2 separate regions of the Homo sapiens genome follow, and region 1 is linked to region 2. Evidence: read pairs that join two places in POLR2A ChIA-PET (ENCODE). Cell type or tissue: Caco-2. All regions are shown on one strand. Each heading gives the region's core, and the rest is flanking DNA. Links, peaks and the distances in the headings are about the cores only. Region 1 overlaps GLCCI1 (glucocorticoid induced 1). Region 2 overlaps LOC124901586 (a long non-coding RNA gene).

Region 1 (7,786 bases), core at 1,970-4,469, 98 kb after region 2:
CTGCACCCTCCGCCTCCCAGGTTCAAGTGATTCTCCTGCCTCAGCTTCCTGAGTAGCTGGGATTACAGGTGCCTGCCACCATGCCCAGCCAAGTTTTTGTATTTAGTAGAGATGGGGTTTCACCATGTTAGTCAAGCTGGTCTCGAACTCCTGACCAAAGGTGACCCACCTGTCTTAGCCTCCCAAAGTGCTGAGATTACAGGCATGCGCCACCACTCCTGGCCCAGAAATATTATCTTATTCGCTCTTCACAAAAATTCTGAAAAAGAAGAGAAGCCAGAGAAAGAGCGAAAGGCTAAGTGAAAAACTGGAATAGTGAAGCCTTAGAAGTCAGAGGAGAAAGCTATTCTAAGAAAGGAAAAAATTGTTGACAGTATCAGATGCTAAAGAGAGGTCATGGTGATTAAGGACCACATTTAGGGATCAGAGGCACATTGTCTTGGAGAGTGCAGTATTGGAGATAATGCCAGAGTAGGAGACCCTACTATTTGAGAGTTAAGAGAGTGATGTGGAGATAGAAGGAAAGAACGCTGGATATGTTTCTTACACATGTCTGATTTTTTATCTGTGCAGTGGGGTTAATAAAACCTAACCCATAATATTACTGTGTGATTAAGTATGATAATATTGAAGGTAAATTTGGCAAATACTATATACACATTTAAGTTAGTAGTAGTATATGTAGACATGCCCGCTTGTAACATTTGCAGGGTCTGCAGCAAATATAAAGACCAATATACTATATGTACGTAAGTTAAATGAACAAATTATTGAGTAAAATACATTTTGTCCTCCCCCCACTACCCAATGACAAATAATCTTCATATGGACCTGGAAGATGAGGTTTAAACTAAGAATTCTCAGATTCTTCAGAGTTACATGCCGGTATATGTCCACATGGGGCAGGCCCACCAGGCCCATTAGGCCCACCTCGTCTGAGCCTAAGTCCCATTCTCTTCCTACCCTACAATCTATTCTGTACTTTAAGCTGGCTTTACACATACACTTGGACCCACCAGTTCTCACATTCAAGTGCCATCCTCAAAAAGCAAGAACCAGGGAATGGGTCTGCAGACCTTAGAAGCCAAGCCTACTGCTGTTTGTTCAGGAAATTCCTGGTTTTAGATTACCTGGAGTATATTCTACAGCCAGGCATGGGCTCATAACGTCCATGCTCTTTGCTCCCAAGGTCTCTTATCCCATGGGGAGGGGCATGGCTGCTAGAAGGCCAGAGGAATTTCTCCTGAATTTTGAGGTCCAGGATAAGGGCTTGTCTGGCTTGCATCTATCTGGATGTAGGTCATTTATTTGAGAAGTTTGACATTGAAAAGAAGGTAAAATATAGGGCTCATTTTACAGATGAGGAACCTGAGGCTTAGAGAAGTTAAGTAATTTGTACATCATTACATAGCTGTACATTAATATGTACTACATACATATTACATCGTTATGTAATATGTACTACGTACGTAGTACATCGTTATGTAATATGTACGTAGTACGTATTAAGCGTGAGGACAGTGAACCCAGACCTGGCTGATTCTAAAGCGTTTCCTTTTTTTTCTTCAGCTGTCTATTGCCTTTTATGGCAACCACTAACTACTAACCTACTTCTTGCCTCACAAGCATAAGAAATGGTCCTTCCCTAACCATTTATTAGTTTAATTGAAGATACAAGAGATGAACATATGAGATACTTTTTATGGCGACATCCGTTTCTCCTGGATTAACTGTTGAACTCTTAGGGTGGGAAGAACTTGTTTTATTTATGTAGTGGAATTATGTAGTGGACATTGGTGGAAGGAAGGTGGTATACTCAGCTTGCTACAGACATTAAACACCTGGGCTGTTTGGCCTTGGTGGAGGGTGTCTTGAGGGTGTTCTTCCTTTTATATTTCTGTTTCAACTACCTTAATTATTGAGAGCTTGACATAAAAAAATTAATATTGTTTAGTATGTTTACATATTAAAAAGAAGTAGCATAATGTTGTGAAAAGATTGTAGACTTTGGAACCAGATCATGTATTCAAATCAAGGCCCACTGAGGGAACTTTCTGGGATAATGAAAATGTTAATTAAAAAAGTAGTTAATTTTAATTAAGTAAAAATTATTTATATATTAATGGTGTACAGCATGGTAGACACACACACATTTGAAATGATTACATCAATCTATTTAACATATGCGTTACCTCATTTTTTTATGTGTGGTGAGAACACTTAAAATCTACTCTCTTAGCAATTTTCAAGTATACCATATATTTTACTGTAGTCATTATGATGTATAGTAGATCACTTGAAGTTGTTTCTTGTAACTGAAATTTTGTGTCCTTTGACCAGCATCTCCCAAGGACTCCTAGCCTCTGATAACCACTATTCTACTCTCTATTTCTGTAAGTTAAATGTTGTATATCTTTTTTTTTTTTTTTTGAGACAGGGTCTTGTTCTGTTGCCCAGGCTGGAGTGCGGTGATGTGATCTTGGCTCACTTCAACCTCTGCCCCTCAGATTCAAGCAATTCTCATGCCTCAGCCTCCCAAGTAGCTGGGAATTAGCTGGGACTACAGGCCCCTGCCATCACGTCCAGCTAATTTTTGTATTTTTAGTAGAGGTGGAGTTTCACCAGTAGAGAGGCTGGTCTTGAACTCCTTGCCTCAAGTGATCCACTAGACTTGACCTCCCAGAGTGTTGGGATTACAGGCATGAGCCACCATGCCTGGCCAGTGTTATATGTCTTAATAGAAGTTTGGGTTATGTTGGCGAATTCATTTATCGGAACTTACCCAAGTGTACACTTGTGCATTTTGCTGTATAACTTTAACTTTAAAAATACAGAATATGAACAGAAAACAAATACTGAACTCAGATGTTTAGAGATGAAGTATACTGCTGTCTGCAACTTTGAAATGAATAAAAAATAAGATGAATTGATGGGTGGATACCTAGATAGATAGCTGGTGGAGTAAATAGAGCAAAATGTTATTTAGAGAAGCTCAGTATTGGCTTTATGGGCCTTCACTGAACAGTTTTTTTTTTAACTGTTCTGTTTGAAATTTTTATTAGTAAAATGTTAAAAAAAAATTCATGACCCACTGACTTAACTGCTTTGTGACCCAGTCTTAAGCTTTCTTTTCTGTAAATTGAAGTTAGTAATACCCGATTTGCACATTCACACGTTTATTCTGAGGATTATAAGATACAGCTTTACATTTTTAAGGCCTCTGAAGAAATGGATCACTGCTGGTTATTTAGAGTCATCTGTTTAGCCTTGTAGAAAGAAAAACTAAAATCCATTTGTGAAATTTAATATTTTATTACTGTAGCCTTGCAGATACAACCTTTTTAAAACAAAAAATGTATTACCAACTCTTAAAATTGAACTTGCAATTAAGGTTACTATAATAAAACAGTAATGTTTCCTCAGTCTTCACCCCATAGTCTGAGGTGTAGTCTCTGGACAAATTTTAAATTCTGTGTTTGAATGTGTTTTTAAATGCGAAAGTAATATATATTCTTTGTAAAGTGGTCAAGTAATAAAAATAATATATACAGCAATAATCAGAGGTATTTCCTACAACTTCCCAGGTATAGTAATGATTAGAGCTATTCATAAATATTGGCATTCTCTCTCCTGGGCACATGATAGGATTCTACTTCTCTGCCCACTTGAAGTTAAGTGTGGCCATGAGACTTGATTTGGGAAGATGCTTTAAAGAACTGGTGCATTCTCTCTGACAGGGAAGTAACTGTTCATTCCTACTCTGTCCATCTGGGTCACTGACAGTGACAAGCATAGCCTTCTTAATGACCCATACATGTAGTATGAGCAAGAAATTAACTTTTGCAGTTTTAAGTCATTTGGATTTGGAGATTGTGTAGTTACTATCCTATAATCTAGTCTTTACTAATATGCAAAGTATAACCCTTTTAAACAAATTTTTGTAGGCCTTTCAGAGCATAGTATGTTATTTTTATTAATTAAAAGCTTTTCAAAAGATTCAGTGTGGACGTAAAATCAGTATCAAAATAGAATGAAAAAAAAAAACCTGAGCACTGGAAGTGGTTTTTTTTTTTCTTAGAGTTTTGCCATTTGCTTAATTAACTTGTTTTCTTAATCTTATTTAAACATTTAAAAATTGTATCTTTAATGGTTTATTTTCCTGTTATACCTTTATTTGAGTTTTATAGGCCTTAAACTTTTTCTGATACAGTTAGATGCGATTTTCTTTGTATGAGTAGTCCATCCAAAACAGCCCCTGGAACAGGCTACCTCAGTCTCAAAATGTCACCTCTTTTGAAATGTCTATTAAACTAGAAGACATGATGGTGTTAATCTACAGAGCTAATTTTCATTAACAAGCTTTCTGCAAGTGAATGTATTCAGTCTTAACAAGAGAAACCACCACTGCCTTCTTGCTTCTTTCTTCTTTTTAAATGAGGATTTAAAATGCTTTTGATTAGATTTATATTCTAATAAAATGATGGATTTAATGCTTTTTATATATAACTTGTAAAAGAAAAAAGTCACTTGCCTAAACATCGAATTTCCACTTTAGGAATCTGCTCCCTGCCAAGGTCAGCATCCTGTCATAATATCTTATAAAATCTCTGTGCTTCTCAGTTCTTGCAGGGATGCTTAGTGATATATTTATAGACATTCTATAATTATCCCAGAATGTTTTTAATTCAGCTAAATTAAAAGAAGTAAATATTTCAGGTTATGTATTTTTGGGTTTTATCTGATTTTGTTTTAAAAATAATGCTTTTTGATGGTAAAATAATCCATCATATATTTGATGGCAAAATAATCCATAATATAGAAGGACATGAATAGTAGCCACTAACTCCCTAGGCCTACTACTTAAAAAAAGTATTATTAACAGGTTTTTGGGGGACACATATTTTGAGAAATTTTCTGTACCTATAGAAATATATTGTTTAGACATATACACACAGAGATGGAATCATACTTTATATCATATTACTGACTTGCTTTTTCCATTTGATGGATCATGGGCATCTCTCCTTATAACATATAAATCCCTACCTCATTTTTTTTTTCTATTTTTTAAGTTGTGGTAAAATATATATAACATGCTAGGGAGGCATGGTAGCCTGTGCTTGTAATCTCAGCTACTCAGGAGGCTGAGGCAAGAGAATCGCTTGAACCCGGGAGGTGGAGGTTGCAGTGAGCCGAGATCATGTGACTACATTCCAGCCTGGGCAACAGAGTGAGACTCTGTCTCCTCCCACACAAAAAAAAATAATGAAATTTACCATGAGTGAAAATGAATTAACCATTTTTTAAATGTACAGTTCCATAGCATTAAGTGCATTCACATTATTGTACAACCATTATCTCCATCCATGTCTAATACTTTTTTACTTTTTCCAGCTGAAACTCTGTGTTTATTAAATACTAGCTCTCCATCCTCCCCACCACACGCCAGCCTCTGGTAGCCATCATTCTATTTTCTGTCTCTGTGAATATACTCTAGGAACCTCATATAAGAAAATCATACAGTATTTTCCTTTTTTGTCTGGTTTATTTTACTTAGTATAATGATTTCAGGATTTGACATTGTAGCTGTGTGTCAAAATTTCCTTCCTTTTTAAAGCAGAATAATATTCCATTAGATATACATACCACATTTTCTTTATCCATTCGTCTATGGGTGGACATTTAGGTTGTTTCTGCTTTTTGACAGTTGCAAATAATGCTGCTAGCAACATTAGTGTGTGGGTATCTTTTCGAGTCTCGGCTTTCAGTTCTTTTGTATATATTTCCAGAAGTAGAACTGCTAGATCATAGGGTAATTCTGTGTTTAAATTTTTGATGAACTGATGTACTGTCTTCCACTATGGCTGTAGTATTTTATACTCACATTAGCAACGCACAGGGGTCCAGTTGTTTTTTCTTGTTGTTGTTGTTGTTGTTTTTTGTTTTTTTGTTTGTTTTTTGAGATGGAGTCTCGCTGTGTCGCCCAGGCAGGAATGCAGTGGCACTATCTTGGCTCACTGCAAGCTCTGCCTCCCGGGTTCACGCCATTCTCCTGCCTCAGCCTCCCCAGCAGCTGGCACTGCAGGCACACGCCACCACGCCCAGCTAATTTTTTGTATTTTTAGTAGAGACGGGGTTTCACTGTGTTAGCCAGGATGGTCTCAATCTCTCGACCTTGTGATCCGCTTGCCTCGGCCTTCCAAAGTGCTAGGATTACAGGCATGAGTCACCGTGCCCAGCCAGGGGTCCAGTTTTTCTACATCTTTGCCAATATTTTCTTTTTTCCTTTTTTAAAACATAATAGTCAACCTGGTATCTTACTTTGATTTTCGATTTGTATTTCCTAAATGATTAATGATGCTGAGCATCACTTCATCTGCTTTTTGGCCATCTGTATTTCTTTTTTGGAGAAATGTCTATTCAAGTCCTTTGTCTATTTTTGAATTGGGTTTTTTGTTGTTGAGTTTTAGGAGTTCTTTATATATACTGGATATAAATCTCTTATCAGATACATGGTTTGCAAATATTTTCTCCCATTCTGTGGGTTGCCTTTTTATTCTTTTTTTTTTTTTTTTTTTTTTTTTTTTTTGAGATGGAGTCTTGCTCTGTCACCCAGGCTGGAGTGCAGTGGTGTGATCTCGGCTCACTGCAAGCTCCACCTCCTGGGTTCATGCCATTCTCCTGCCTCAGCCTCCCGAGTAGCTGGGACTACAGGCGCCTGCCACCATGCCCGGCTAATTTTTTGTATTTTTTAGTAGAGACGGGGTTTCACCGTGTTAGCCAGGATGGTCTTGATCTCCTGACCTTGTGATCCACCCGCCTCAGCCTCCCAAAGTACTGGGATTACAGGCGTGAGCCACCACGCCTGGCCAGGTTGCCTTTTTATTCTTTTGATAGTGTACTAGTTTTTAATTTTGATAAAGTCCAGTTTATCTATTTTTCCATTTGTTGACTGTACTTTTGTTGGCATATTCAAGAAATCCTTGCCAAATCCAGTGTCAGGAAGCTTTCTTCTTATTTTCTTCTAAGAATTTTAGCCTTTAAGTTTATGTCTTTGATCCATTTGAGTCCATTTTTGTATAAGGTAAGAGTCCAACTTCGTTCTTTTGGATGTGAATATCCAGTTCTCCCAGCACCAGTTGTTGAAAAGGCTGTCCTTTTCCCATTGAATGGCCTCGACACCCTTATCAAAAATCAATTTACCGTATATGCTAGGGTTTATTTCTGGCTGCTGTATTTATCACAGTGGTCTGTGCCTTGTGGCTTTTTGCATTATGCCATAATTGGGAAAGATTTTTTCCACTCCAAGTTAAAAAATTTCATTTAAACTATATTTTCTTTTAATAGTTTTATGTTTCTTTTTACATATTTGTGTCTTTGATATTTCTGGAGTTTATTTTGATGGAAGGCATGAGGTGATATCCAGCTTTATTTATTTTTCAAAGTGACTAACAGTTGATAAAGAGTTTATCTTTTCCCTGCTGATTTGAGATATTGTTATATCATAAATTTCCATTCTTATTTGGATCTCTTTCTGGCTTCTCTATGCTATACTATATACCATTAATATCTTTTTTAATACTGAATGATTTTAATTTGTATTGCTTAGTAATTCATTTTAATAATTTGTATGGCTAGTCTTGCGTATTTATTTTTCTCAGTTAATTTTATAATTTGTACAATTCCTCAAAATGTTTTATATTACAATTAAATATGAATTCAGGGGAATTGTTACCATATTGAATCTTATCCAAGAAAGGGGTATATCTTTTTATTCATTCAAGTA
Region 2 (7,786 bases), core at 3,083-5,582:
GGAATTGGCACTGCCATGGATTGAGAACCACTGCTCTAACTTCTTACAGGTTTTCACATCTGTCCTATTACATTTAGAGCAATGTTAGAGAATTAAAATCTCTTAAAATCTCAAAAGGGAATCATTTACCTGAAATTCGTTCAGCTTCATGTTGGTGTCCTTTTCTCCTATTAAACTAAAATAAAAAATAAACTTAATACAGAATAAGCCTGTTTATAGAATGCAACAATTTTCATTAATAAAAAAGTATTTGTTGAAACAAGGAATCTGAAAAAATACACAGTTACTTTGCGTATTTTTATTGTGATAATATATGTGTAACACACAATTTACCATTTTAACCATTTTAACCATTTCAAAGTATACAGTTCCATGGGATTACTTACATTCACATTGTTGTGCAATCATCACCACTTTCCATCTCCAGCACTTTTTCATCTTCCCTGATATGGTTTGGCTGTGTCCCCCACCCAAATCTCACCTTGAATTGTAATAAACCCCATGTTTCAAGGGCGGGGCCAGGTGGAGATAATTGAATCATGGGAGCTGTTCCCTCATACTGTTCTCATGGTAGTGAATAAGTCTCATGAGATCTGATGGTTTTATAAATGGGAGTTCCCCTGCACAAGCTTTCTTGCCTGCTGCCATGTAAGACATGACTTAGCTCTTCCTTTGCCTGCCGCCATGATTGTGAGGCCTTCCCAGTCATGTGGAACTGTGAGTCAATTAAACCTCTTTCCTTTGTAAATTACCCAGTCTTGGCTATGTCTTTATTAGCAGTGTGAAAACAGAGTAATACATTCCCCAATGGCATATTTAACATGAATTATATATAGTCATTTGCCATTTGCCAATCTTTTAATTTGGGGCCAAGATCTTTTCTTTGAGAGTGGTCCCCTGATTGGAATTCCCCCTCACCATCTTTTTTGCATGAATTACCTACCACTCTCTAAGATTATCAGTTTTCAATTTTTAAAAAATGAAACAAGACACTTGGAAAGGAACTGAGTGTAGAATCCTCCTAGATTCCCCCAACCCCCTATGTGTCATGCATCATGCTCACAGCTATTTTGAAAGCAAACTAAAAAAAAAAAAAATTGAGAAGGATTCTCGCTGTGTTGCCCAGGCTGGTCTCAAACTTCTGGGCTCAAGCAATCCTCCTGCCTTGGCCTCCCAAAATGCTGGGATTATAGGCATGAGCCACTGCACCCACCCCGAAAGCAAATTTTTAATCACCCTATATTTATCCAGTCTTTCTAACATACTCAATCTAGTTTGTATGGAAACAAAAATTTGTTCTTTTTGCATTTATATTTTGTCAGTTTTCTTAACATTTATTTAAATTATATAATTAAAAAAAGTTTGGGTTCAAACACCCAAATTGAATCATGGAAAACTTCCAGCTGAACTGGTGGGGACAGAAGTATAGGGCATCTAAAGAGCTATCTGCTTGCACATTTAAAGTGAAGGGTGACACGGCATGATCTGGCAAGTCAGATATTATATTAACATAATAGATTGAAAATAGTATGTATACTTGGGATGGTTAATTTTATGTGTCAGTTTAGCTAGGCCACGGGGTGCCCAGATATTTGGTTAAACGTTAATCTTCTGTGTCTGTGACAGTGTTTTTTGATGAGGTTAATGCTTGAATAGGCAGACTGAGTAAAGCAAACTGCCTTCCATAATATGGGTGGGCCTCATCCTATCCTTTGAAGACAACATGAATAAAACAAAAAGACTCCGTAAGGGGGAACTCCTCCTGCCTGACTGCTTTGAGATGGGACACCAGTTTCTTTCTGGCTTTTGGACTTGAAACTGAAACATTGGCTGTTTTTTTAGTCTCCAGCCTGCTAAGTTTCAGATTGGAAATACATGTCACCTTCCCTGGGTCTCCAGCTTGCCAACTGCAGATCTTGGGATTTCTTGGCCTCCATAATTGCATGAGCCAATTCCTTATAATAAATCTCTTTTAGGATCTCTCTAGTAGGATAAATTGGTATATTGTTGTTTTTTTTTTTTTTTACCTTAAGAAAAACCAATAGCTTAATTTTTCCTCGATATATATTTAGAAAATTGGTCTGAGAAGAGTTTTCATGAAACAGACCAGAGAACTATGTATAAAATTAAGAGTTCTAACCCAGTAAGAAAAAGTGCAAAAATGAAGCACACATTCCCAGGGGCCACTGCAGCCTAGGACCCTCCCATCAGAGGGAAGGCAAGGTCTTTGATGGCTTTTGAGTTCAGCTGAGGGATCATGCTGATCTTCAGGAATTTGTTGCTTGCATACTTATTCTTGATGGCGATGAATTTAGTTAAGTTTTCATTTACTTTCAGCACATTTTTGGCCACGTGCTGCATGACTTCCAATACTTCATTCTGTGTGTATCCTGTATAACACTGCTGCTTTAAGTTCCATTTTCCTTGGCCCAGAACCTTCTGAGACAAGCAGGAAGCAGCTGTTGCTGCCTTAGAAGGATGATAATGCATCATATCGTAGTCAATGAGAGTCAGCTCCATCAAATATTTGGCTAAAGTGTGCTGTTCAACATCAGCCTTCCCGGCTTTTGATGCTTGCCTTAAGAAGTGTAGTGGCAAGGGTCCACCCACCTCAAATTTCAGTTCTTTCAAAATTAGTTTCCATTTCTTGGATTTGGAAACTAGTATAAGCATTGTCTGTGATGTAAACAAAGCCTTCAGTATTTGGAGAAAACATCTCCTCATACTTGGAAGCCAAGAGCAGAGCAGTAATCCAAACTAGTTGAAGCTTCCTCTGGGAAACTGGCTGAACCAGTAAAGATCAATCCATAATGGCAACACACACATACAGAGTCTCCTGAAGAAGCCTAAACTTGGAGTGGATTTGCACCAACCAGTCTACCAGGATGGTATGCTTATGTCCATTTACATCTCATCCACCTAAGACATGTGGGTTTATGAACTGCAAAATCTCCAGCTGCCTGAGGTACTGATAGATACCCTTAAATAGTCACTGCAGAGCTGAGGGTTATTCCAATCTTTGTTATCAATATCCTCAATTTTGTAGAGCAAAGCATCAGAAAAAGCTCGGCAGATGTTCTCTTCTTTCACGGAGGCATCCTCAGGTATGGGAGAAGGACCCTTTGGAGCCAACATTTCCATCTGTACTGTTTCACAGAAGCAGTAGGTTTCAGTTGTTTGTTGACATTTGTTGTTTCCCTGGGTTGAACTGGCACTTTGGTGTTCTGAGCTTTCTTAGCTACTTGTGCTGCTCTGGCTGTAACTCTATTTCCAATTTATTCTAAAATGGAATGCCTAATAGTCACATGACTCTTAGGTTTAGAATTAACTCCTGTCTCTCTGTCTCTGCATATACCCATTTACCCTATTGGTTCTGTCTCTTTGGAGAGTCCTAATAGAATACCTGACAACTAAATGCAATGTGGATCTTGGGACAGAAAGAGGACATTAGTAGAAAAACTGGTGAAATTTAAAAAGAGCCTGGAATTTAGTTAATAGTAATGTACCAGTGTTGGTTTCTTAGTTGTAACAAATGTACCATAGTAATGTAAGATGTTAGCAATAGAGGAAGTTGGTTGAGAGCTCTAGAACGCTCTGTATTATCTTTGCAACCTTTCCATAAACCTAAAATTATTCAAAAATAAAAATTTTGTTTTAAAAAATAGCATGTACCATACAATCTCTCTCTCTGAAACTGCTCCTAATTGTCTAGCTTTCTATTTGTATTTATGGATTCTATTCACCAAATGTTAGTAATCTTTACTTTGGGAAGTAATTTACTTCTTTCTTTGTGCTTTTCTGTATTGTTTGAATTTTAAAAATATATATATATATATATTACTAAAATAGTGAAGTCATTTTTTAAAACATTGGAGGCTGTTTTGAAAAGATGACTTCTAAAAATCTTCCAGAAAACTCTATGATCTTTGATTTGGTGTTATTTTTTTAATAGCACTGTCTCACCTATAACATTCTCCTTAGGCACCCAAAAATGATTTTATGATGAGGCTCCAAGATTGATACTCTGTGGCAGGACTTGAAAAATGACCAGGTTGTGTTACCATAAGAACATGTTCCTGTTTTGTTTTGTTTTCTTTTTTATTTTTCTAGTTCATTAAGGCTGCTATAACAGAATACCATAAACGACAGAAATTTATTTCTTACAGTTCTGGAGGCTGGGAAGGCCAACATCAAGGCACCAGCAGATTCAGTGTCTGGTGAGGGCCTGTTCCCTGGTTTATAGATAGCTGCATTCTCACCCTTACATGGTGGAAGGGGCAAATGAATTATCTGGGGTCTCTTATTCATAAGGACACTAATCCCCTTCATGAGGGCTCTTACCTCATGGCCTAATCACCTCTCAAAGGCCATGTCTCCTGATACCATCACATTGTGGGTTAGGATTTCAACATAAGAATGGGGTTGGGTGGGGAAGCAAACATTCTTTAAATAGCACCGACCCATACATAGCTTAATGGTTTATGTCAGTGTGTTACTATAGCTATTTGCTGGCGATAAGCATCGTAAGGAAATGAAAGGCTTTTGGTTGCAATTCTCCTGTGGTTCTGTCCAGTGAAGCAATGAGTCAGGGATTTTTATCTCCAAATCAAAGCAGAGCTCACCTTTTAGTAATTGGAGGAATTAAAAGAACAAATTTCCTAAATGTTCTATGTTCTAGTACAAATAAAATTTTTTAATACTCTGTTTATCCTCATATCTTCTATTTTCTTTGTTCTCTTCATCTTGTCTCTATGTCTCCTGATGTCCAACCTCTCTCTTTTGATCCTTTTTTCTTTTGAGTCAGGGTCTCACTCTGTCACCCAGGCTGGAGTGCAGTGACGACATGATGGCTTACTGTGACCTCAACCTCCTGGACTCAAGCCATCCTCCCACCTCAGCCTCCCAAGCAGCTGGTACCACAGGCACACACCACTAAGCCCAGCTAATTTTTTTATTTTTTGTAGAGACATTGTTCTGCCCTGTTGCCCAGGCTGGTCCAGAACTCCTCTAGGCTCAAATGATTCTCCTGTCTTGGCCTCCCAAAGTGCTGTGGTTACAGGAATGAGACACTGCGCCCAGCCTCCTTTGACTTAAAATATTAGGTCTATTGTAAATTCTCAAGGGAGCCATTTTTTTCTTTTTCCACTCTAATACTGTGAATTCTTTGCGGATGGAGAGACTGTTCTCTTCATTTCTGTTTCCCTTCACCTAGCACAGTCCTCACCCATCAAATCATGGAGGATTGTAGCCACAGCTGCAAATGGAACCCTGGAGTTTTCCAGTTCCTCCTACTCATTCAAGTTCTATGTCTCCCTTCTTCCCTTTGTTTTTCTTTCTCAGGTCCTTTTTCTTCTTGTAATGTAGTTATAGGCTTATCGCCTGTATTCTGTGCCTTCTGAATGTCCAGGCTCTAAGGTCATTCTGCTGATTATATGAGGCCAGGTCTTCCCTTTAACTTGTGCTTCTGTAAGGTAATAATCTAAGCTATACCAGTGGTTCTTAAACTCTAGCAGGCATTAGAATCACCTGGAGAGCTTGCTAAAACAGACTGCTGGGCCCACTCCTAGAGTTTCTTAATTAGTAGGTCTGGGATGGCACTGGAGAATTTGCATTTTTAACAAGTTTCTAGTAGATGCTGATGCAAATACTGATGCTGCTAGTCCAGGGACTACACTTCGTACATCGTGGATCTACATTCTACAGAATCATTGGCTGGGCTAGCTCCTCCTTTGCAAGGAGGCAAAAAGAAATGCAGATGTTCAGTGTCTAGAACTTATCCATAAAGTAAAAATAATAGGAAGAATATACATGTTTTATTTTAAACCCAAGATATAAAGGCGTTTTTTCCCTTATAATGATTATTCTTCAAATCATCTCTATACACCATAAGTAAAGTTAAAAGTGCTAAAGGAGGAAAAACTATTGATATTTCTATCAGAACACATAAAAAGGTTAATTATGGCATGCACGTCTTAAAGATCTCCTTGCCATCTGAGCCATCTCCAGAAATACTTGCCATAGAACAGAAATAGAAATGATTATATGAGTAAATTATCACCCACACTCCTCGCATGCATCATTTCATACCACAAGCCTTTTCTCTTTTCAAGGAATAATGGTTTTACATTTTACTTTGTGATGGCACTCTAATTGCTAAATATAATAGGGGCATTATGCTACAAAGTTAAAAGACTCCAAGTGAAAAGATAAGTCAAATATAGTAATTTCACACAGCCAATGATTCTTCAAAGTATGCTTCTCTTTTTTTCCAGCTGTCTCCCAATTGTGAACTCTCACAGACTCATGAAAATTGAATACTAAGGCAGAGAAAAGCTAACAGGGATCCTAGAATATTTCTAGTCCAGGAGTCTGTAACTATGATCTACTGGCCAAATCTGGCCCACCACCTGTTTTCATAAATAAAATTTTATTGGAAAATAGGCATGCCCATTTTTATTGAGAAACAGCCGTACCCGTTGTTTACATATTCTGTGTGGCTGCTTTCGCACTATAATAACAGAGTTAAATAGTTGCAACACAGACCATGTGGTCCAAAGCTGAAAATATTTACTATCTTGACCTTTACCAAAAAAGTTTACTGACTCCTGCTGTAGTTCCAGCTACTCACTGGACAGATTAGAAACCTGTCTAGAGGGAGAGAGTTGGGGAGGGCAGGAGAGAATGGAGGGAGAGGTAGCTCAGGTTTCCACATTCAAATAGAAACAGGATTGCAGAATGTGAGGCTTCTCCCTAAGCAACTCCTGTAAGAGCTTTGGTCCACTGAAAGCCAGTCACAGCTGCCCTTCATGTATTAGTAGAGAAGGGGACACTGGAGTAAGTTTGTATCTCGTTATAATTTTCAAAGAACCTCTTCAAATGTCCACCCCAAAAAGAAGAGCAGTGAGACAGAAGTGTGCTTTGATGTTAGTCCAAAGTGTTATTTATGGCATTTATTTGCACACGTATACAAAAACACATTAGCAGCCTAACCTTTGGGGCTCATTTCTAATAATGAAAAAGTCCTTTTTCATTGATGAGGAAATCATTAGGATCATCTTGTCTTTCAGAAAGTATACTAGCATTCTGTCATGTAGTATTCTCCATAGTGCCCAAAGCTTTCAGGAGAATATGCCTTATAGTGGGAATTCTTATTTCTTCAAGTTATTAGTCACTAAATTGACAAAAGTATGTGAGTGTGTGTGTGTGTATGTTTACATTGCTATTTTACATAATTTATATATCCACGTCTAAAATAAAATGATATAGTGGTGCTAGGTGTTCCCTAATCTCTCTCATTTATATGTTAAAAATATATCTATTCTGTAAATGAACAGAAGCCCCAATTCCATGGTTTCAGGTAAGTGCAAAGATATTTACAATGAGTTAAAATGGAGTATTGTCACAAAAAAGGACCGTTATTTTATTTGGTCATTCATCAGTTCTTTATTGGGTACCTCTTCTGTGCCAGGAACCCACTGTACTGACATGATACGCACCAAGAGGCTAAGAGGATCTCGTAATCTGATGGGGTGATGGGGGAGGTCACATGCAATACAATGTCTGCAAGTTCTGCCTTGGAGAGAGCCCTGGAAGAGACATTTGAGTGAAGTCCAAAAGATGAATAAGGGCTTGCCATGCAGATATGCACATGCTAGGGAAATGAAATTCACTTTTAATGTTAATTCTCCTGGGAGATGTTCTTGACTCCTTAGTCCAAACCCCTTAATATCCCTATTCTGTGTTCCTATAGCATCTATCTATCACAGGACTTTTCTGTCTGCCTGGC

What was found. ChIA-PET counts read pairs that join two places held together with the same protein. Peaks named below come from ENCODE experiments on the same cell type or tissue, not always from the same donor. Only the 100,000 strongest peaks of a DNase experiment are listed, where the experiment ranks them.
Region 1: POLR2A ChIA-PET joins it to region 2 with 12 read pairs; 3 of 35 experiments call an interaction of 5 or more read pairs at or near these places.

What each region holds. Positions count from the first base shown.
Region 1 is chr7:8,005,874-8,013,659 of GRCh38, forward strand. All of the region lies in intron 2 of GLCCI1 (glucocorticoid induced 1), which reads left to right. Among named protein-coding and RNA genes, the nearest start is that of GLCCI1, 41 kb to the left of the region's middle. In Caco-2, for the core only: no CTCF peak of the experiment used is centred there; no DNase peak of the experiment used is centred there.
Region 2 is chr7:7,907,103-7,914,888 of GRCh38, forward strand. It overlaps LOC124901586 (a long non-coding RNA gene), which reads right to left. Exons shown (of 4, transcript XR_007060206.1): 3 at 130-175. It also overlaps the pseudogene CCNB2P1. Among named protein-coding and RNA genes, the nearest start is that of GLCCI1-DT, 58 kb to the right of the region's middle. In Caco-2, for the core only: no CTCF peak of the experiment used is centred there; DNase peaks (open chromatin) are centred at 4,419 and 4,859.